Linked DNA regions of Mus musculus: all the other regions are linked to region 3. A link is a loop called in an ENCODE intact Hi-C map of the cell type or tissue named here. Cell type or tissue: heart. All regions are shown on one strand.

Region 1 (8,000 bases), 160 kb before region 3:
AACAATTATGAATGCCTTCTGCATGTTCGTTATTTCTAACAGACATGGTGCAATTTTTTAAATACAGAAAGGTGTAGGGTTAGAATGGATGTGTCTGCACTCATCTCTGTTGTCTGTCTGTCTTTATATTCACACTGTACAGTAAGACTTAAAGTTCTAAGTTTCATGCTAAGTAAAAGGATGACCCGATCTTGGGCGGAGATACTTAGTTTTGTTAGCTCCCAGTGGAGGCCGGCATTTGCCCTTTTACCTTTTACCATATACTTGGAAATGTGTATCTGGAATTAACTACTAGAAAATGTATGATTATGTTCCATGTTTTTGGCCCCTGGATTCAAATCCCTACATTTGGTAGATTTGGGTAAATTTTGCTGTTTTTAAAGCATCTTTTATGTAAAAAGATTACATTTTTATAATAAATGGCAAATAAGATGAATCACTAGAATCTGATTGGCCTTGTTTTTGCCTTGTTCTTTCTGCTCAGCTTCCAACACCAACTGCCATCTCTCGATTCTCACACAGCTGTACTGTCATTTAATAACATGGTGTATTCTCATGCCTGCACATAACTCTGAATCGCTCGCTGGGTTTTGTGAATATGCAGCCATGCCACAGAGCAGTGTGTCCTGGACTGAGAGTGGCCTGCATTGGCATATGCAAGGGTTTGGTGAAGGAGAATTCTGTGCCAAATCTCTGATGGCTATTCAATCCATACTGCCCCCACATTTCCTCCGAGAGTCTCAGGTTTAGATGCTCAAAAGCCAGCTCTGCCCACCCCCCCCTTCTTGGCACCTGTCCATGTGCTGTTAATAGCAGCGCCTGAGCAGTGTACCAGGTAAATGAGATCCAAGGAACTCCAAAGCAGACACCTCTCAACAGGCTTATCGATGGGAGAGAAAACAGAATTACCATGCAAAATGCACATGTGATAATTTGATGTTTGGAACTTCCTAATCAGGTAAAGCACTCGCCATGAACACATGAGGACCCAAGCGTGGGTTCCCAAACATCCATATGAAGTTGGACGTGTTGATCCGCATCTGTAATCCCATGTTCCTACAGCTAGATGAAAGGTGGAGGCAGGAGAATGCCCAGAAGCTCAAGGGCCACCAACACCAGAGGTCCTCTACCCTTCACACACAAGCTGTTGTGTGAGCGCCTTCAGTCACACACGTGAACACAAAAACACAAGCACAACCCTTTGCTCACTCTGTTACACAAGAGCATCCACACATACCAGAGCCCCAGTGGGCACCGGGGCTCACTCTGTGGGAATGAATCTTGGGAATCTTGAAACAGAGTACAAAGGAAACTGGTCTGGATTGTAGACTGCCTCTGGCCTGTAGGCTCCTCTAGGTCTGTAGGAATGGAAAACAGTTTAGAACAGCAGTCACAGTTGCCACAGGCTTCCCCAGCCTTCTGGGAAGTGCGTAGGTGAATCAAGGCCAGCAGCCCACGAAAGCCTGCAGCAGCCCACGAAAGCCTGCAGCGGCCCACGAAAGCCTACAGCGGCCCACGAAAGCCTGCAGCAGCCCACGAAAGCCTGCAGCGGCCCACGAAAGCCTGTAGTTCCTGGGCTTTCTTCAGGGCAGGGTTTGCCTTTTTGGTCTAACCTCACCTCACGAATGTGGTGAGGGGCTTGATGGAGGAAGGGAGGCAGTGTGGGCTGCTCTGGGGCTGCAGCACTTGTTCAGTTTTTGCTTTCTTCCCTCGAATCTGTTCCCACTTGGTGGCCCCTAGTCCCTGGTCCTCCCAAGTAGCCGCAAGCCAAAAAAGGATCAGAAGAATAGCCATTTTCAGTGTGAACTATTTAAGAATTTAGTCCCCCTCGACCCTGTGCTGTCTCCTCAACCCTTGCCTAACAAGCTTTTCTGTCTTCTGACACACAACCCTGCACTGTGCCGAGACTCTCAGTTAATGCTTCAGTCATGCAGCCTTGTGGCGGTGCCCATCAGAGGGGTCCACACACACCATTTCATTTTTTACTCTCTACCTCCCTCTGCTGCTGAGATGAGAGCATGTTGGAAGCTCTCTGCATAGTCAGTGTAGCTCCAGGTTCTTCACTGGGGGGGAACATGTTATTCATATTACCTGACCTAACAGAGAAAACAGACTCCCCACTTCCCTTGAACCCCAAATCTCCCAGGCCTCCCCACTCCCTCACTACACTTTACTGACAAACTTCTCGCCAGCACTCCATTGCCCCACATTCTAAACCCTCCTGGTAATTTCTCGTCCGGAAGTTGTCAGTTAAAGGGGCATCTGTGAGCACAGGGGAAATGTTTCCCTATGATTTGACAATATGTACAATTCTCTCAGCCAAGCTTCTCACCCCCGGAATAAGGGCCCCAACACCACACATGTAAAATAGCCTACAAGGTTATAAAACAGCCTGAACCAAAGAAAGACTGCTTTGGGAGTCCACTCTCTTGTGCCTGGTGTGGACCTTAAACCAATTTAGTTTCCCTTGCCCTGGCCTCAGACTCAATCACTCCATCTCATGTGAGATGCATAAAGAATGTGCCACACGGTGCTTCCTGGCACTGGGACAAGACTAGGTGTGAGCCCCCGGTCGTGAAGAATTGGATGCCCAGTTAAAAGAAGAGGAAAAGAGACATGGTTTGAATAGCCAGCATAGATTTGGTAAAGAGGTGGGGAAACTGGTTTACTCCGAATAAAATTCACAGGCTTTGATGTCCACTGCCCTCTCAAATATGATTCTGCAGTAGGAACCAAGAAGCCAGTGGGGATTTGGAGGTCTAGGGGGAAAGAAATCTCCCAGCTGAGCTTTGTGTCCTCCACTCCCAACTGTTGAGACAACCTCTTGCCCGTGGGGACACCTCTCCTCCAAGCACTTCACCTTCTTGTCCCAGCCACCTCCCTTCCCAGATCCCATTCCTTCCAATAACATCTCTCTTCCCCTGGACACCCACCACTGATCAGCCTCACCCAGCCCGTGTTCCAAGCTTACATATCTTGACCCATGCCTGAATCCCATCTACAAGAACATTAAGTAGACACTGGTCCAAAGAGGACACATTGCTTTATCTTAGCAAGATTAATATTTTCACCAGCCTCTCTTCCTGGAAGGTAGTTTCCTGCCACACTTTAAAATCTGAAAGAATAGAGTTTACTCAGTATTTGGAATGGGATCCGAGCCAATTTCCTTTTTTTTTAATCTGTTAACCTACAGAACTGCAGTTGAAAGCTGGAGTTAACTGGCCCCATATCCCCAATTATTCTAATGACATTCAGCCCTTTTGCAGATTAGCAACCCTAGGCAACTGTCCAAAAGTGCTAACGTCTAGTTCGGCTTGGCCTGGCACACGGTGCCTCGTTCTTGGCCACAAAGGCTTCCTTCTCAACAGGAGTTAGCAGGCCACTAATTAAAAGGCGATTTCGCTCTTGAAAAGCCTCGCAGGTGTTTAAGAGCAAAATAGAAAGGCTTCTCTCCCAGAGTTACTCAACTGCACCACCAGGGGGTATCAGATGCCACCTGTGTGAAAGGAGGTGTTTGTTTGCCCATCTTAGGTATGGCCATAGTGCATAGAGGCCTCAGAGCCTGTGAAAGCCAGAAGTTGCCAATCAAAGTAGTCTTTTCACAGTGGGCTGAGCCTTTTGTGGGCAGCTGCTCTGTGCAAGGGGAAAGCTCCATGTTTCTTCCAATTCTATACTCTAGTTTCTGTCTTCTGAGACGGTGAGTTACCCTTTAATCTAGCTCTGCAGATATAGAACTCGCCACCAAGAAAGCACCATAGAGAGATTCCCAAGAGAAGGTCAGAGGTTTGAGCGAGATCACAATCCTCCTGCCGATGGAAGAAGCAGTGTTGCACACACAGACACACAGACACACAGACACACGCACACGCTGAGTACAACTGACAAGCATGCACTTAGCCAAAGCCTTGTGTCTGGAAGAGCCCAGATCAGCAGCCACATTTCCTGCCTCACCAGGCCCAGCGTGTTCCCCAACAAGCTGCACCCCTTTCAGTTACAAACACACCTTCCTGTGCCTGGGGCATTGCTGACTTAGGACCTGTCCCCACTTCACTCATAAGCAACCCAGCTCTCAAAGGCATCTGCAGTGGCTACCATCACTGAGAATATCCAGGGCATCTCCCAGGAGCATCATGAACGCCGCTGATGCTTAAAGTGTAAGTAGGCAGGAATTCCATTTAACAGGTGAAAAATTCATCCCAGCAAAGTGAGTGCCATATTGGACTGTATGTTAGATTATACAGAAAGTCAATAGCACAGCTGGGTTTTAAGCTAGAGACCAAATTTTCCACCAAATCAATACCTTTTATATACTCTAACACTGCCAAGGTCACACCTCTAAGAAGTTTTGGGGGTTTGAGCACTGTAATGCCCTTTCTAATATGAAGGTTATACATGAATGTTCTGGAAAATACTTGGTATGCAAGTACATGCCAGTATACACACAAATTTTAAACACATTTTGGTATAAGTATGTCATCCAAATGACTGTTTTAAAACTGCATATGCTGAAGCATACATAGCTTTTATTTTGGAGGCTTAACCTAAAGCTTTGCATATTCCTGCTCTCAGAGGAATGGTGAGTTCCACTGGGCTGTGTAGCCTAGGGCCCCTGTCTATTGAAGAGTTGTTAACACTGTGGTCTTGCTTCCAGTTGCTAAGGAAGCTCCCAGTTTCTGTTTTATTGGGGACGAAGTTGCAGATTTAGTCCCTGCAAACTGACTTATTGTAGGAAAATGCTGGCTGGCAGGCATCTCAGACTTGCAAAATGAATTCCTCACACAGTTCTGCTACACCACCCTCTGCTGTCGACTTAGCTCCTTGGAGCCTGAGGAGGAGGAGAAGAAGGGATGAGTTTCGCTGAGCGTATTGAATTCATTCTGTGTTCCAGATTAGAAGCTGTGGCCCTAGCTTTGCCTCTGGCTGACTACACTGTTAAGCACAGAGAAAGGGGGACCCAAGCTCTCACACCCTCGGCCCCACAGCCCTGCAGCCTCCAGTGGCCTTCCTTGATCTCTTGGTTTTCCCTGTGTTCTTCAAATTGCTTGAGGCATGTAGCATGTGAGGCCACCACATATCAAGTATCTCAGACGTCTCCAAGGTTTGCTCACACCCAGGGACCGCAGTCCTCAGTCACACAAACTCTTTTCTTGCTGGAAGATAAAGAAAGCGGCCCTTGCCAGGACAGGGAAGGTGGGTTGGTGAGCAAGGGGAGGCGGGGGTGCCAGGACAGGGAAGGGGGAGTGGGTGGGTTGATGAGCAAGGGGAGGGGTGATGGGATACGGGGGTTTCGGAGGGGAAACCAGGAAAGGGGATAACATTTGAAATGTAAATAAATAAAATACCTGAATGAAAGAAAGAGAGAGGAAGAAGAAGAGAGAGAGAAAGAATGAACGAAAGAAAGAGGAAGGAAGAGAGAGAGAGAGAGAGAGAGAGAGAGAGAGAGAGAGAAAGTCAGCCCTTTTCCTTCCGTTCCCTCATCTTAAAGGAGGATTTAACAGAGAGGATTTTAGGTTCTTGCAAAGCCGGAAATGAGCTGAACGGCCTGGGTATTGTATCACATAATCAGAATGGGCCAACGACTGGATGGGCCTTGAGAAAAGTGACATGCTTCTTTGAGTGAGAGGAGATTGGAGGGAGACGGATCTGACTGTGACCTAGTGAGCCTGTGGAGCTGCTGTTGCCTAAACTACCCGCTGGGGGAGTGGGCGTGTCGATGATCAAGCGAAGGCTACGCCTGAGTGACTTTCTTTAGCGCTTGCATGTCACTCATTTCTTCCTCCCCGCCCCGCCCCCCCCCCCTTTGACATGATTCACTTTCCTGACACGACCACAACTTTTCACTGAAGAACTCGAAACCTCGGAAGTGAGGGAGTGGAGAATCACCTTAAAAGACTGCTCAGCAGGACATCCCCATCGGAAAGCCAGGCACGCAATAAAGACAGACTATTTAAAACAGACTGGAGCAGAGCTGACAGGCGGCGTGATACTGAAGAGACAGTTTTCAGGAAGTGCTTGGCTTGTGCAGGTGAACAGAACTGCTCTGCCCTCTCTGTCTTTAATATGGAAGGTGAAAAATGGCTGTCATCCAGCCCAGAGTCCGCCCAGGGGCAGATCCTTGGAGCTCAAAGTTCCTGGGGTTTTATTTTCGAGCTCTGGGCATAAGTATCAAATTGGCCCTGTGGCAAGGCAACTGTAGTCTGGGTGTGCCACAGAGGGTTAGCTTCTACCTAGACAAAGGGCATACCCTCCCCTGTCTGGTTCTTAGAGGGAGCTCTACACCACCAGGCTTTCTGCTATGCAGAGGACTTCCTGCAGTGCCTGTCCTCTGTCCTCTAGACTTCACTAGACCTAGAAAAAGGTAAGCCCTCTGTCTTCAATAGAGCTGTGTTCTAGTAATGGTTAAAAATCACTGTAAACTTAAGAAGATCTAGAATAACCTGGGAGATGGACCTCTGGGCATGCCCATGGGGAATACCCTTGATTAGGCTAATTGATGTGGGGAGATTCAATTCTGGGGGTGGGGGTACTAATCCATGGGCTGAAATCCATGACTCTGAAAGAAGAAAATGAGCTGAACATGAGTATTCATGGCTTTCTTCCTCATGACTGTGGACCACTGCTTCAAGTGCCTGCTGCCATGATGACCTGTTGCCATGACGACCTGTTGCCTTGATGACCAGCCCCTGAAACTGTGAGTCAAAATGAGCCCTTGCTTCCTTGAAGGATCCTTTAAGCAACCCAGAAAGAAACAGGAAGCCTGGGAGGCACTTGACTCTGCGGTGACGTGGAGTTAGAGTCCTTTCCCAACAATTATTCTTGAAACTTTCTATCTCAGCCTCTTTTGGAGATGTAAACGCTCTCCTACAAGTATTGAGTGCCTACTGCTGCCACTCAAGTGCTTCTGTAGGTAGTGAGGCCTCGGTGAGGGACAATGGGGGCAGCTGGGCTCCTGTCCTCATGAAAATGCACCACCCAGCTCTGAGGGAACGTGGCTAAGAAGTAAAAAAGAATCTGGTGTCTGAACAGATGTCTGTAAATCCTGGCATTGCAACACTATGATGCTCCGTAGCCTAACAGTGGACTTCCTAACGTGGGAATAGGCTGAACTGTGAAGACAGCTCAAAGGGTAAGGCACTTGCTACCCGAGGGGGCACACAAGCCTGGTGACCTGAGTTTGGCCCCTGAAACTCATGTAAAGCTGAAAGGAGAACCAGCGTCACAAAGTTTTCCTGTAACCTCTGCATGCAAGCTGTAGCAAGCATGCCCATGCGCATACATCGTACACATACATGAACATTTACACATAGTAACAGTGAATCTGTGCATGTTCCCTAAGGAGCCTTCTCATAAGTTGCCATTCTGACCCCTAAAGCTGAGAGATGTTCTTCCAGGCATGATCGTGTTTCCATAGTGAGAGTGAGTGTTTCAAATATGCCCACACAATCCAGTGGAATTTTTCTGGGCTCACTGCAAGTTTCTATTTATCTGAATAGTCTCTCCTTGCCTGAGACGGCCAAGTTCCCACTTGCACTCCATGATCCATGCAGTTCTCAATGTTGCCGAAGCTCCCAGCCTGGCCCAACTTGACTTCTCGCCCTGCCTTACCCGCATAGCTGTCAATCAGACAGTTTCAGCAGGGCAGGAGACATCTGAAAGAGTCCAGGTCCAAACTGAACTTTGAAGTGCAGAGTTCCCAGCCATGCATCCAATAACATCCTACTCTCTTGGGTTTAAACATCATCCACTCTGCGATAACTCCTTTGATTTGGCTCTTGTTTGAAATGATCTGCCCGATGCCATTTCTCTGCAACCTTCAGAACGAGATACAATCTTTCCTGAGTCAGCCAAACGGAGTGGACCTTTTCAAGCCTAAAGAAACATCTGTCCTCCGTCTGCAGGACCTGAAAAACAGGACTTTAACTTGAGTGCTGTGAAGGACACTAATTCTTGTAAAGGACAAGAAATCCTTTTTGGGGTGTGGGAGGGAGGGGAATAAAATC
Region 2 (8,000 bases), 130 kb before region 3:
ATTAATTATGCTTTCGAAGGACAATGACAGTTTAGGGATTTTTTTGGGGGGTACACTTAATAATAAAACAATGCAACAGCATTGCCATTCCCACACCATCTACAAGAGACACCCCTAACCTCACCGTACTCCTAAAGAATGATCTGGATAAGAGCTGAAGTTCAAAGGTGAAGACTCTAAGGACCACATAGCTAGCCACACAGAAATTGAGTCCAGATGTGTACAGTTCCTTACCCTAGACCTTAGCCTTGTCCAGTCCAGAAATATCCATTCCACTCTATCACAAACAATCTGAGGTTAACTTGTATCTGTGTAAAGTTTAGACATAGAGCTTTAATCTGGAAGCTCAAATAAAATGTCAAATTGCTCCAGGATAGAGGACTTGCTGAAAACGAGGCCATGAGTTCTCTCCCTAGCTCAGAGTGGGAGGCAAAGGCTGGAGAAATGCACATAAGATAAAAAGACAATATAGAATCTCAGGTTAGCTAGCCAGCAGCAGCCTCCTCTCTCGCTGAACTCAAACTGCAGTTTGAAGATGGAGACTTCCAATTTCATGTGTTTGCCAGATTCCCTCGTCCATAACTTGTGAACACTAGAGTCAAGGGAAGAGCCCTCGGGCTTTTCTGAGACCTCTGGCACCCAGCACTCACACCTGATTGCTGATCTGCCCCATGTTTTTATAGGGAGCTTGCTAAGTGTGTAGTTTAGTTAAGGTAACTGGAGTGAAAAGACTAGACTTGGTGTTTGTAAGCTAGCAAAAACAAAGAGATGACCATAGCAGTATGGTGTTGTGGCTTTTAGACTAGTAACTCTCCATAATTAACGTGTATCATCAAACCCCTGTGTACAGTTGCAGAACTGCCCTGCCTGTCCTGTTAGGTCACCCCAGAGGAGATCTGGATACACTCAGACAGCAGCTCTGGAGACGTTTGTGATGGAGGCATGCGAGTCTCATTTCCAAACTTCAACACTGAATCTATTTTGCTTTTCCAGGGAGCAAAGAGTAATAACTTCAACAACTGATCTCGTGCTTTGGGTGCTTACAACATGAAGTGCTTGGTCCCTTTTCTTGCTGCTTTGCACGTTTTATGGAATCCTCCCAGCACCTTGCCGTACTACACCTAGATTACGGGATAGACGTGTACGAAGGAGCAGTCCTTCCTTGAACCTACAGAGGAAGAGCAGAGACATATGCCTGTTGCACCTTCACCAGCAACCTAGGGTTTACTGTGTCCTTGGCAGTGGGCTGGCCTGCCTCAGCGTACAGTCAGGATGCTAAGGACAACAGAGAATGCTGAAGCACCATGGGGAGGTGTTTGGAGAACAAGACACTGCGAGGAAGGCTTTCAACTTTAGGAGTTGCTCTTCTGAGATTTGTGCTTGGCTTTTTGTTTTTTTGTTTGTTTTGTTTTGTTTTGTTTTGTTTTGTTTTGTTTTGTTTTCTGGTGATCCAAACTTAAGGCCTTGAGACACTGGCCCTGAGCTACATCCCCACCCAAGTCCCTGAGGTAGAACATTTGAATTTAGAGCTACCTCATGGAGTATTTTTATATCTACCTGCTGCCTTACAAGGTACTTGGATCTCTCCCACCCCTCTCCCTTCCTTAAAGCAGACTACTAAAACTGGTCTCTGTCTTTCCCCCAGAGACACAAACCTCTTCTGCTTCCTCAGCAGAACACCCCACCCTAGGTTGTTAGCTTGTACCAATTCCCCTAAGGCCCCAAGGGGTTTAAGGTTGTCTTCCAGAGCCCACAACTACATTGGGATTAGAGGCAGTATATAATATTTTATTCTGTGAGCAGGAAGAACAGTTAGGTTGGGGGGGGGGGGTGCCGGGCAAGGAGGAATAGGCTCCTCCCCCACGGCCCCCATACCCTGCTTTTTATCATGGCTTGGAAAATGATTGTCTTCTATAAACTCACCATGCAGGAGCACACAAACTAGTTAATGGCTGCTGGCTGCCCGTTTTTGTCCTCTTCTGTCTCTCCCAGACTGCCAGGGCAGAGTAATTCTTTATCTGCGTCAAGTGCTCTGAGGACAGCCAGCTGGTTACTGACAAACTCTCTCTCTCTCTCTCTCTCTCTCTCTCTCTCTCTCTCTCTCTCTCTCTCTCTCGACTGCTACAGTGATCTTATCTGCACTTTTTCCCCCAATAGGCAATTTTTCTTTTTAGGGAGATGCCAGCTTTCAAGATGCTAGTTTGTGCTTTTAAACTATAATTGGGCAGAGAGATAGGCAGACAAACCCAAGGCTCAGATCAATGGCTGGGAGAGAATCCCTCCCCTACATCGTCTAAACAACAGGTGGTTCGGGGCACATTGTTAACTCTTTTGCACACACACACACACACACACACACACACACACACACACGATCCCCACCTCTGCCCACACAAAATCGTAGGCGGAGCTTTCATATGGAACGGCACCTGCTGCTCAAAGCCCAGAAGCCCATCTTGCAGGGTCCAGTAACGAGGGACTCCTGCCAGCTGGTCAATGGGATTGAGGTTGCCCAGGGTCTTAAGGCTTTGTAAACTACGGGCATCGGATTTTTTTCGTTCTTCCCTGTTCCCCTCATATATACCACCGCCCCCTCTCCACCCGCTTCCTGGACCTTTCATTCTCTGGGGAGGGGTTATCTCCAACCTGACCCTCTGGGAGTTCCCAGGAGGGCTATTTTTAGCAGCAGCCGCTCTGCTTCAACTTAGCCCAGGGAGGAGCTGCGGTGTAAGAGCGGATGGCGGGCTCACAGAAACCACCCGCTTTTTGGCATTGTTAGGGTTGCACACAGGAGGCAGAGGACCGATCTTCCCTGCTGTGCCAACCAGGTAGGCAGCTCTGAGCAGCGGAATCATCCAGCCGCGGAGAGGCTTGATTTCCCGGTGGGGAACCCGGGGCCCGCCCAGCGCGGGCCCGCCTGCCCTGGACGCCTGGTGGTCTCGGCAGAGGAGGAAGTTCCCGGGCATCGCTGCCTGCGTCACAGCGGGGCTGGCACCGCGGCGGCGGCTCGGCAGCCGACGGCGACCCCGGGGCTGGGCGCTGGGCGGCGCTGGCTGCCGCGGGCCAGGCGGCGCGCGGGGCGGCGCTGGAGGCGGCTCCGCTTGCAGGCGGGGAGGCACCGGGGAGGAGGAACAGGGCTGCGGAGCTGGGGCGTTAGCTGCGTCCCGGCTCAGAGCCCGCGAAGAAGACGAGGACCGAGGCGCCGCCGCGGCCGTGGCCGCAGCACTCTGAGCGCGACAAGCCATGAGCAGCGACGCCGCGGTCGCTTGCCGCCGCTGAGCCCAACCCGGACACAGCTCGCCGCGCCCTGGCATCCTTTTCTGCGGATACCCTCGCCCCCAGAGGTAAGTGCCGGGGACCCGCGGAGGGATGGAGAGGGACGGCCAGCACCCTGCCACTAGCCTCGGTTCTCTGGGCGCGCCCCAGCCTGGACCCGTCCACCCTCCCTCGTTCGTGACCCTGCTTCCCCAGGGCTCTGGGACAGGCACATTGTGGTCGCCTACTCAGCGTGCGGTTCGGGGATCCCGCTAACCCCAACCCCACCCAACCCACGCGGGCCCTGGCGTCCGCGCCAGGGACCCCCAGCCGGGAGCCCAGTACAGCCTGGCCGCTAGGTTCTGGGGACTGGGGGAGGGGCGTACTAGGAGAAAACGCGGTTGCTGCAGGGATGGCCATTCTCCTTCCCTACCTTCAAAACCCCCGGAGATGCTGGGGCCTGTTTTTTCTGCTCTTCTCCCCAACCCCCTCTCCTCCCTGGAAGATGCCTGAAGTTACACTTTTTGAGGAAGGAGGGGGAAATCGAAGGTCTACACAGAGATCCAGTGAGCACTAGTCCGCTCACCTGCAAGTCCAGAGGGGCCGGAGGGGGCTGCTCTGCATCCTAAGACCCTGGAGGCCAGGTGTCTAGGCCAGCAACTGCGGCCAGGATTTCTGCCTTCATCCCAAACTGACCCTAGCAGGCTAGCAGGCTCTCTCTCTCTCTCTCTCTCTCTCTCTCTCTCTCTCTCTCTCTCTCTCTCTTCTCCAGCGTAGAGGTGTTTGGGATGGAGTTAGCCCCTTGGGAGCCTCAGGGTGTGCTCTATAGACGCCAAAGCCTTTCTTTTTTTCCAGCAGCTAATGTTTCCCTCCCCCAACACTTGGCTGTGTACATCAGATTTCAGTTATTTTAAAATCCTTCAAGTTACCTTTCTTTGCAACGGCTCAGCCCACATCTAGTCCCCATGCTTAATGCGGATGTTTTATTAGAGGTTGAGGGCAGAGCTTTACTGAGTTTCCAACTCCTTAAGTATTTTTAAACTCGCAACAAATTAGTTAGGAAACATTTTTGGGCTCCCATCCTCCTTAAAGTGAAAAATAAGACTAATTGATCTTTGTGGGAGTGTCCAGGTTTGGCTCATAGAGCCTTATTACCCTTTAGAGGTGCTGTTTCACATCTACAGACTGCAGTAGCATATGAAGTGTGGCCTTAGCTAACGGTCACATTTCTGCCGAGTATGCAGTGCTTTGCTGAAGCTTGGACAAGGATGTAGAGTGGACTGACATTAAGATGCCACTTGGGCGACAGGGGAATACGAGTAATTTTAAACCACTTGGTTCACGCAGTTCTGCAACACTCCCAGCACCAAAGCTCTATACACGCTTCTCTTCATTTCCTGATAATTTGTAGAAAGCCACCAACCCTCGTTGTAATCTGAACTTGATAGACTTTTACTCAGATTTTGCACTCCCAATAGATATGTGGACCAAGCTATCAGATTAGATCTACACATCTCTAGTCTATAATACTTGAATTTCTTATGACTTAGACCAACTGAGAGATGGGGAGGGCAGTTTTTGCAAGTACAAACATTTCCCTCTTTTATATTCTAGACTGCTAGCAGCTAGGGGCCACCACCTCATTATGTGTAAAAGGTGGTAAGCATAATTAACCATTTCTCATAAGCAAAATGGCCTGAACTAGTGCTAGCAACACTCATCTATTGTTTCTCAGATTTTCAGGCACTTTGATGAAATATTGTGAGTTTTTGTTTTTGTTTTACTGGTCTTGTGTAACCCAGGCTGGCCTCAGACCTTGAACCTCTGATCTTCACAGTGCTGGGATTACTGGAGCACCACCACCCAGTTTATTCTGTGCTGGGGATTGAACCTGAGGCTTTGTTCATGCTAGACAGCCTATCAATTGAGTAACATCCTCAAGGAGTGTTTTTTATTTTAAAGAGGAAACTTTTTTAGCAAAGAAAAAGTTGTAAGAATTCTAACAGAAATGAACAACTTGAACTCTTATGTAAAGTTTATTTTTTAAAGAACAATTCAGAGTCAGAAATATTTTAATTTCCAAATACCCAGTTTTTATCAAATTATTATGTTTAATTGATCGATTGATTGATTGATTGATTGATTGATTGATTGAGACAGGGAACTGGCTGTCTTGGAACTTGCTCTGTAAGACCAGGCTAGCCTCAAACTCAGAGGTCTGTCTGCTTCTGCCTCCAAAGTGCTGAGATTAAAGGAGTGCACCACCACTGATTGCCAGTGACTTTTAAATCTTCTGTAGTACTTTAATCCATAGTCATTGGCACCATGGTAATAAAGCCCAAGTTTAAAGAGAAATGAAATAAAAGTTATACTTATTTAGCAAGACTTGTCTTAATGATTTGAAAACATTTCTGTTACGTTAACTGTCTGGCCTGGTGTCTCTCCCATCCTAAGAGGGATGGTTCCATACCCATTTTATAGAATGGGGCTCAGAGTTTATGACTTGGCAATGCCATGCAGATGGAATATCCTGAGTGGATGCAGTCGGGCACCATACTGCTTGCCCTTGTTTGTTTAGGCACAGTCTTGCTTTGCCACCCAGTCTTAACCTCACAGTCCTGACAATCTTCCTGCCTCAGCCTCTTGAGTGATAGAAGTACACATGTGAGTTCACCACATCTGGTTCTCTTTAGTTCTCAATGTTACCCCTTGTCCCATTATCCAAAGGCTCCCCCCACCACCTAAAACTAACCATAACACCTGCACAAGAAAACAGAAATTAAGAGCATAAAGTAACCTCTCCAGAGTTTGCCACGCCCTGGTTGATCTGCAACAGAGTTTGAATTTTGAGTAAGGACAGTCTGTTTCCAAAGCTGGTGTTCTTTTGACTGATTGCAACTAAATGAATAATTTGAAACGACCCAGAGGACCACTGTGTCCTCTCCCATCAGCTGCTCTTGGCAACTGTATCTCATGGACTATACATTCCCAGGATTTTCTCCCTCATCCCAGAAATGTTGGCTGTGTCTCTCATCTTGGTTCATCTGTGAACATATATTACACTAATGAGGTTGACGTTACTATGCAGGTGTCGTGGAGGTGTCTTTGACTCCATTTCTTTTCAATATAAATGGTAACCAGGCATGGTGAGACACACCTGAAATACCAGCACTCAGCAGGCAGAGGCAGGAGGATTGTTACCAGTGTAAGGTGAGCTTTGTCTGGGCATTGTGTGTTCCAAGGTGGTCTGGGCTACACAGTGAAGGCCTTTCACAAAAATAAACAAGTAAATAAGATATAAAAATATATCATAGAAGAATATATGGATTGGAGAGATGGTTCAGCGGCTAAGAACACTGACTACTCTTCCAGAGATCCTGAGTTTAAATCTCAGCAACCATATGGTGGTTCACAACAATCTGTAATGAGATCTGATGTCCACTTCTGGTGTGTCTGAAGACAGCTACAGTATACTTATAGTAAATAAATAAATAAATAAATAAATATTTTTAAGTATATATATACATTGTTTTAAATTGGCACAGCATACAGAGTGTAGCTTCAGGTTAGAGTAGTTGCTCTCAAGTTCTGGCTGCACTGAAAGATAGGTATTCAAAGGATGCCACATGATTGAGCCACATTGAGTCTGGTTTCCTTGTGTAACGGAGTTTTAGAGCCTAGCTCACTGCATGAATTAGATGAAGCTAGGCATGTAGAGACAGCTCCCTACTCCTCGCGGATGAGCAGTAAGGATTCCATTATCATAGCCTGTCTGGAGCTGCCTGAGATCTCTGCCTTCAGCTCTGGTGTCTTTTACTGGAGGGGCTGAGGACAGTGTTGCCATAGGCTCCGTCCTCCCCCATCTACCCTTGGGTTAAATTTTTTTTTTTTTTTTAGCATGTTTAACCTTTGAATCACATCCTTTCCTGAAGTCTTGAGTTAGAAACAAGCACTCACCTTTTTTAGTGTGTTTCTTTGTTCTGCACCACACATTTTAAAGAACTTACTGGAGCTGTTTCAGTGGCTTGGAATGTGTGTGCTTTGGCAGACAGACTTTCCTGTGTCTGCCACTCCAGGTCTCTCAGCCTTGCTTATCTCTCAAGGCCTGTGACAATGCCGGTATCTCCCCAGCACACACCCCACCCTCAACCGTAGGCAGAGCTAGGAGCTAAATGCCCCCTCCTCACTGGCCCCAAACCTCCCTCAAACCCTTCTGTCAGTCCAAATGTACTTCAGACAAGCACATTAATGCTTTATTTTTTTTTTTCATGTTTAGTGTTTTCATGTTCATAATATGTTTCCGGGTAATATACGATGGAAGGCAGTAAGTCGTTTGAGGTGGTAGACGTTTTTTCTATTTTGTTTTTCTTTGCTTAGTTAGGACAGCACCTTGATGGTTCTTATGCCCTAAATGAAAGGCAAGTCATGTATTTATAAGCGGTTGGTCCTACCGCAGCTAAGAAAAACACCACAGTACTCGCTTACCATATAGTTAATGTCACCTTTGTCTTAAGAGTTATCTCAAGCCCCTCACTTGTTTGTGTGTGTGTGTGTGTATGTGCATATGTGTATGTGTGTGTGTATGTATCTGTGTGAATGTGTGTATGTGCATGTGTCTGTATGTATGTGTGTGTATATGTGTGTGTATGTGTGTGTGGCATATATCTGTATATATGTGTGTGTGTGTTTATGTGTATGTGTGTGCATGTATGTGCATGTGTCTGTATTTGTGTGTATGTATATGT
Region 3 (8,000 bases):
GCCATCTCTCCAGCCCTTGGAGAACATATACCACAGCATATTCTTTTTTTTGGGGGGGGGTGGTTTTTCGAGACAGGGTTTCTCTGTGTAGTCCTGGCTGTCCTGGAACTCACTCTGTAGACCAGGCTGGCCTCTAACTCAGAAATCTGCCTGCCTCTGCCTCCCAACTGCTGGGATTAAAGGCGTGCACCACCATGCCTGGCTACCACAGCATATTCTTAACTAACCACTGCAACTGACTGTAAGGTGGATACAATTCTCCTTCCACAAGCTGGGTCTTGTGATTGCCCCAGCGGTAAAGAACTCTTAGAGACTGTACAGAATTGAGCAGTGTGCAGAGGCACATCTCTAGTGCTTAGGAAGTGGAGGCAGGAGGGTCAAGAGTGCACAGTCATCTTCAGCCACATATGGAGAACAAAAGCTAGTAGAGCCTTCGTGAGATCTTGACCCTGTCTCAAAAAAAAAAAAAAAAGAAAGAAAGAAAGAAAGAAAGAAAGAAAGAAAGGAAGGAAGAAAGAAAGAAATGAAAGAAAAGAAAAGAAAAAAGAAAGAAGAAAAAGAAAAAAAGCTTGGGTGCATTTTGGATGAGGAACTGAAATGAAGGTTAATGCCTGATATCTTGATCACTAACTAAAATAAGACAGATCAGGAGTACAGGGCGTGGCCAGGAGGAAGTGGCTGTGGTATAGAAAAGGCCACAGGAAGAGGAGGCTCTGGTGCCTAGGGAGTGGTTCCGGACTCTGGAGAAGAGGGCATGGTATCTAGAGAGCAGAAAGGTAAGTCCGAAGTCTTTTGACAAAACCGGCTTTCATCATGTCTCCTCCTCACAAAATTCCTCACAGCGCTTTGTCCAGCCTCCTATCCAATAGATGTCCCTTTCTCCAGCAAAGCAGAGACAACGATCAATTTTACTGAACGGAATCTCTGGGTTTCACGGCATTGTTCTGAGCCGTCAGTGTCCTTTCCCTTAAGACACCTTCTGAGTCCCAGGAAGCTTCCACCAGCCCTTTAGAAGCCGATGTGGGCTTGAATCTCCTCGGATTGCAGGGCTGTAAGCAGAACAGAGCTCACAGGCTGGTCTACACTGCCAAAGCTGGTCCACGTGGAGTCTCTCCTGCACCAGAAAGGTGTTTGTGTTGGCTGGACGGGACCGTGTATCCTAGGGTCAGGCTCCGGGGCTGGGCGAAAACAAACAGTCCTTTCTTAAAACTGACCCGGACTGAAGCAACTCCTGTCAAAATCTCAACAGGTTTCTGTGCGGGGTTAGACAGATTTATGTGGAAAGGAAGCAGCCGTAGAAACAGCCAATTTGGAGTGGGGGCAGGGAGAAAACTAGAATCACACTTCTCAATGTTGACATTTATATGTAGCCACAGCATCAAGACAGTGTGCGCGGAGTGGAGAGCAGGCAAGATGACTAGAACAGAGCCCAGAACCTAGAAATATGTAGGGAGTGCACACGTCAGTGATCCTAGCACTCGGGAAGGGAGGTACAGCCAGCCCAAGTTACATAGTGGATGACCCATTGGATACGCTGGGAATGACCACGTATTCTGATGTAGACCCACGAAGTCCCTCTGAGTGTTGACTAAAGAGTGAATGTGAGCCAATGGGTGAAAGGCTGCCTTTCAACAGCTTGGAGCCGCTCACTCTGAGCCTCCCACCTTACACACCAGAGTCAGAATGGATCCTGGACTGAAACAGAATTCTGGGACTGTGAAACTGCTAAAAAGGAACAAGTCGCCAGAAAAAAAAAAAAAAAAAAAAAAAAAAGAATGAGGGTCTAGGAGAAGAATTCTGAAACTCAAGACAAAAAGCACAACCCATAAATGGAAAAATTTATACACTGGGCCTCATCAAAATTAGAAATATTTGCTTTGTGGGGAAAAAAATCCTGTAAAAGGGATCAAAAAGACAAATTACAGAGTGGTAGAAACATTTACAAATGATGTCTGACAGAGGCCTTATGTCTGGAATACACAGAGAACTCTTAAAACTCAACATTTTAGAGAGAGAAAAAAATTTATTTGTTCCCTCGAAATTGTACATTGGAACCCTAAACCCAGAAGCAATGATATGACCAGGATCCGCCCATAGAACATGGAGCGAGAATCACTAAGGACTGGGAGATGGACTCCAGAGAGCTCAGTGAGAATGCATTGTAGAATCCCAGGCAGTGGGCCCTCATCACACACCAAACCTGCTGGCACCCAGTCTTAGAGTTCCCAGCCTCTGGAACACTGAGAACTCTATGTCAGCCATTTGTAAGCCCACTTGTGGAACCCCATCACAGCCAGTAGATTAAGTCAAGAACCCAAGGCCACCCCAGCACCCTACCTTCCTTGATGCTCTAGGGACCACTTGGCTTGGGATCATGAGCAAGGGTGGGATACAAGAACTCCTGTGTCCTGCCCAGGAATTCTAACGTAATGTGCCTGGATGGGACCAGAGCAAACTGCTTGAACTGAGCTTGCTGACCTAGGCCTGTAACCCTAGCACCCAAGAGGCTGAAGCAGGAGGATTACAGAGAGCTCAAGACCAGTCTAGGCAACACAGTGAGTTCAAAACTTTGCAGACTATGTAGGGAGAACTTGGACAAGGGAGGGAAGGAGAGAGAGAGAGAGAGAGAGAGAGAGAGAGAGAGAGAGAGAGAGAGAGAGATCCAGCCTTAGATCACAAGTGTCACGAGATGGCAAAAGAAGGTGGAAACGAAGACCAGGAACCAGCCTGATGTACTATGAACAGTTGTGTCTAAGGAACAGCTGCCATCTTGTATACTAGGTGTACACGCAGTGAAATGCCTCCAACTTAAATGAGTACCTAAGTCCTTGAGAACTGCTCTTACAGAAACATCTCAATTAAAAAGGAAAATGAAAACATATATTCTAAAGAGTTTGCATATTTGTGCTCCAATAAGAGTGTGTGTTCAATGGACGTGCTCATAGCAACTGGTATAAGCCCATGACAAGCCCTGTGCTTTTAGGGTGGGCATAGATTTGGCATCTGGGACATTCATTCTTCAGTTTAACCAATGTCTTTGAGTATATGTGAGTTGAGCCCTCAGAGAAGCAGGACACACACTCCCCCCACCCCACCCCACCCCCGCCCAGCCAACATATATAAATGCACACACAAATCTCCTTCCTGCCGATCCCTAAATCATTCATGTAGCCACTGGAACCACCATCCGACTTCCAGTATGAGCAGCAGACAGAAACAGGGCCAAACTGGATACAGCCGAATAAGAGAGCATGATCTAACCTCTGAGAGATATGGACAACATCCAGACAGAGATAGAAAGAGAAATTGCCCGGGGACAGGTGAAGCAGGCAGCAGGCAGCTCTCTACTGTGGAAGGTCTGTCCACTAAGATCAAGGCTGGGCCAAAAGAGATGCTGGAGGATTGGGTCAGAGAGGGAACAGAGAGATGGCTCCAATGTTAAGAAGTAATACTTGCTGCTACTTCAGGGTTAAGTTCCCAGCATCCACATCAGGCAGCTCACAGTTCTATATCTCCAGTTCCAGAGGATCTGATACCTCCACAGGCACTCCACACACATGCACATATTAACACATATAAATAAAAATAAATCTTTTTAAGGAGACAAAGGTGCTGGAGAACATGAGACAAAGGCCATACCCTACATCTTTAGGGGGAATGACAACTTCATACCTAGACTTTTATGGTGAACTTCTCTGCCCAAGGAAATGGCTGAGAGATGACCCTCTCACCCCACAGCCTGGGTCTTAGAATTTTTGTGTCTGTAGCATGCCCCCCCAAGCACACCACACACATTGCACAAACAGCCCCAGAGATCATTGCTCAATGGGCTGTGGTCTGCTGTCCCGGGCCGTTCAGCCCAGCTCCTCCATGCTAGCAAACCGGAGAAAGAAAGGGTTTCTTATGATCAACGACCAGAGAGGTCGAACAGCCCACCTCGCAGGGAAAGGATTCCAGCGATTTCTAGAACCTCTGCCTCCCTCAAGCCTTGCTTACTGGCCCCTGCTGGTATTTGGAAGGCAGCTACCTTTCCCTTTATCCTGCTGCCCCAGGCCACTGTGGACCCTGCCACATATTCTGTCACCCCTGCATCTGACTCCTGGTTCCCAGCCTCGTTGTCACTCCAGTGAGAGGCACCCCAAATTTCATTGGTTCAGAATCCCAGCTTGGGTTAAGCAAGGGGCCCACGGGCCAGCCTGGCTTAGATTTGGAACGCAGCACGGTTGGGAAACCTTAGCTGAGGTGTGGATTCCAGATGAGGCGGGGAAGCCCTCTAGTGGCCACGAGCGATATGGCAACAGCAAGGAAACAATAACCATCTTTTCTAGGCCTGACTGATCTCTCTCCATCTGTCTGGACTTTTTTGGCACCAAGTCACTCCCAGATCTGCACAGCCCCCTTGTCACCCCATGCTCTGCCTTGCCACACAACGCTGCAATCTCTACCTCCTAGGTTTTCTCCTCCAGCGTTTCTGGATAACGAACCCTACACCTCGGGCCGGATTTGTCTTCCTTCAAAGTCTGATTTTTGGTGGCCTCTAGTTAAGAATGTCCTCCCAATCTCCCAAGTTGTGTAGAGCCATGATCTACAAAAATTGGAGCGCTTGGAGGGTGGCCTACTGAAAGCCACGTCACTGACCCTGGGCAGACTGAGCAGTACAGCTCACACAAGGCTATGCCAGCTGGACCACTGACGCTAAGGTGTAGACGCTCAGGTATTCTAGCACTCGCGCACACAGTGAAAGACAGGAAACTTCCGGTCCACCCAGCTTCCAAGCCCTGTGCAAACCCTCCTAGAACTTCCTTTCCAGTGCTAGAGTTGGGCTGTGTGGGTTAGAATCCCACCCACAATCTAATAGACATGCAACTAGAAAAGGTTTTGAATTCTTAGCTTGCTCCCAACGTTGTCATGGAGACTGAGGACCGCCAGGTGTCTGATTTAGCAGGGCTTGCCAGTTCCCTCTGACTCTGACTGACAGCTGTGGCTTCCAGCACTCTGGCTGGTTTGTTCACAGGTCTGCCCTAGACCTTGCATCTTCTATCTGTGCCTTTTGGCGATTGACACTGAATTGGCCTGAAGTGACCTCTCCCTGCTCTCTGACATCTTTTTCTTATTATTTCCTCTTCTGCTTAGGGACTGACTTAGAAGGGCTGGGGCATCTATGCCAGGCTAACCTTTATAACTTTAAAACCATAAACCTTATAAAGCCATAACCTTAAAAACACATATGTGTTGTTTTCTTGTGCATGCAATCTTTTTAAAAATTAAACTAACATATTTATGTATTACTGGAATAGCTCCTTATATTATTTGGCCTTTTTTTCCTCTGCACAGCTAGACTGTATACTCAAAAGACATCAGAACTGTGTTTATTATCTTTATCTAATAAAATCTATCAAATTGGGGGGGAGGGAGGATTAGAGAGATGGCTGAACAGTTACGAACACTGGTTGCTCTTCCAGAAGTCCCGAGATCAATTCCAAGCACCCACATGGTGACTCATGACTATAATATAGCACTACCTTAATATAATTTATAAATGACTGAGACTTTTCATTATATTAATACATTTCATTATATGAGTTCTCAACCCTTGAAACAGGTCTCCAGGAACCATCTAAGGATCTTTGATTGTCCGATTTTTACATCATCACTGAAAGAAAAGAAAGCCTTGTGGTTATCATAGGAACTGTCTCATATACCACAAAAATCTACCAGCAATATAGGTAATCCATCCTTAAATTATATCACCACATCTGAGAGTCTCCAATTGGAATGGTATCTGGGTGCAAGGTCAAGGGGTGCATTTTTAAGAATGTGATTATGCTACATTGTTCACAAAGTCTTTAAAACTTAAGCTATAAGTTAAATGTAAACGCACTTTCAATATTGTGAAGTTGATCAACTTTTCCCTCTGCAATACACCAAATATCTTTTAAAATTACATGCATACACATGCAGATGCACATACAAGCACATGCGCACACAGATATGCACTGGCAGACACTGTCTCACAAATTGCTGATTGAATTTATAACTTTGTACCATTGCTTAGGAAATCTTTAAGAGTTCATCTTCTGATGCCAAATGTGGCCCACTCCAGTTCTACAAGCAAATCTGACAGAAGAGAGCACCTGTGTCCACCAGCTCACACATACAAGAGTATGAGGTTTTGGCTGGTTTTGCTTTTGAGGCAGGGTCTTGCTCTGCAGCTCAGGATGTCCTTAAATTTGCAATCCTCCTGCCTCAGCCTGGAATTATAGGCATATGCTTCTATACCAAACTTATAACAATGTTAAGAGAGGTTTTATTCGTATCTCCAAAGTGGAAACACCCTAAATACCAATCTATTATAAAACATAATAAATCGGAGTACTTTATCGAAATAACAACTGGAGACTCTCCAGCAATAAAGAATGAATAATTCCTATTACTGATGAATGGATTGAGGGCCTAATAGTCAGTGAGGGAAGTCAGTATGTATGATTTAATTTATTTAAAATTCAAGAAAAGTAAGACTTTAATGACAGAAATCAGAATAGACCTCCCCACCATTCCCTAATGGGAAATAACCTAAATCTCTCTGAACATAATGATTCTGGCAGCCATCTTGCCAGACTGTAAGAGAAGCACAGATAACATATATCTAACACCCAACAGTAGTTCCCAGCACAGCGCATTAGCTGAATAAAGAGTACTTTGTACTATATATAGTCTCGATTTAGGTCAGTCTAAGAGTTGCGAGGCAAAAGGATAGTTTTGCTGATAGTCAACCCTAAAGTTCTAATTGCTTTTGCTTTTGGAAATCTCCCAATAGTTCTTCTTTCTTTCTCCTGTACTAACTTCATATATATTATATGTATTTGTACATATATGTGTAAATGTGAATATATGAATATATATGTATGTATGTGTGTATAGAAGTGTGTGTGTGTGTGTGTGTGTGTGTGTGTGTGTGTGTGTAGCCAGCTCAACTGAAGTCAGTAAAGGTACTCTCCCACTCTCCTGCCCCTTTGTTCACTTTCCAGTTCCTCCTGGTGGCTAAGGCTGTTTGTGTCCCTGGTTTGGGGCCAGTGAGACTTGACAAGGAACACTGATGGGAAACAGTTGGCGGGAGGATTCTTCACTTCTGAGCCGTAGCCCAAATGGAGGTTTCAGGCTCCTGACGTCTCGTGTTCTTCCTCTCAGGTGACTTGCTTTCTACATGCCTTAACTGTGCCCTCTGTTGTATCTACTATGATAAACCAGTAGCAAGGACATTACTGTCGTGAGAAATGGAGAACATAACAGACTAAGGTGATGGAAGGAAAGAGTCTTGTCAACATCTTGGCCTTGCAGTCTCCAGCTTCCACACTGTCAAGAAATGAGTATCTATTGTTTAATCAAAAAAGTGTTTTCTGCTCTTAAGCAAAAGGACAATGCTGTACTTACCTTCCAGCTGTCCCCTTCTCTGCCCTCAGACTGTGACAATCATGTTTTGACCACAAGAACAAGATGTAAGACCCAAGGAGAGAGGGGGAGAGGGAGGATGGCTCATGGACACCAAAATACGGACAGAAGTAATAAATTGTTCTGTTCTACAAAACAATAGAATAGGTGTCCCCACAGTAACTGCTGCCATAGTCCATAAAAGTCACTAGAAGGGAGATGTTTGTTGGCTTCGAACACAAAGCAACAATGACAGAAAGAGGAACAGCTCTGATTTGATTAGTGCCTGTGGTACAGACACATGTATTGAAATGTCACTTGACCTGCTGGTCCAGCTCAGTGAGAGCCCAGTGCTTTTTACTTGAAGTCTGGAAAGCTGGCCGATTTGTATTGTTGACAATGTTGGGGACAAAGAGTAGATGATGAAGAATTAAAGACGTGGTTGCATCAGAATTGTAGTACTTGGAGACTTGTTATTCCCTCTGAGTGTCCTACTTCCCTGCGGGGGTCTCGGTCCACCATGGCCCACAAAGTGATGTGGGAGGCAAGAAGGTAGTAAGATCAACACAACT

Evidence for each region. Peaks named below come from ENCODE experiments on the same cell type or tissue, not always from the same donor. Only the 100,000 strongest peaks of a DNase experiment are listed, where the experiment ranks them.
Region 1: a loop joins it to region 3, with 8 times the contacts of the local background. A loop is called at or near these places in 26 of 42 quality-filtered maps.
Region 2: a loop joins it to region 3, with 4 times the contacts of the local background. A loop is called at or near these places in 25 of 42 quality-filtered maps.

Annotation. Positions count from the first base shown.
Region 1 is chr5:105,489,630-105,497,629 of GRCm38, forward strand. Lrrc8b (leucine rich repeat containing 8 family, member B) reads left to right here. Exons shown (of 5, transcript NM_001033550.3): 5 at 1-450. It overlaps Gm42141 (a long non-coding RNA gene), which reads left to right and starts at 5,793. Exons shown (of 2, transcript XR_880506.1): 1 at 5,793-6,025; 2 at 6,627-7,300. In heart, CTCF peaks have their summits at 1,993 (motif pointing left), 3,475 (motif pointing right), 5,672 and 5,883; a DNase peak (open chromatin) is centred at 5,692; H3K4me3 peaks cover 1,176 bases; H3K27ac peaks cover 361 bases.
Region 2 is chr5:105,516,287-105,524,286 of GRCm38, forward strand. Lrrc8c (leucine rich repeat containing 8 family, member C) reads left to right here and starts at 3,185. Exons shown (of 4, transcript NM_133897.2): 1 at 3,185-3,344. In heart, a CTCF peak has its summit at 3,074; DNase peaks (open chromatin) are centred at 1,905, 3,035, 3,505 and 7,315; H3K4me3 peaks cover 4,511 bases; H3K27ac peaks cover 6,230 bases.
Region 3 is chr5:105,650,614-105,658,613 of GRCm38, forward strand. It overlaps Gm32276 (a long non-coding RNA gene), which reads left to right and starts at 693. Exons shown (of 5, transcript XR_389458.3): 1 at 693-776; 2 at 5,603-5,726; 3 at 6,056-6,162; 4 at 7,029-7,188. In heart, a CTCF peak has its summit at 4,270 (motif pointing left); DNase peaks (open chromatin) are centred at 1,128 and 4,308; H3K27ac peaks cover 823 bases.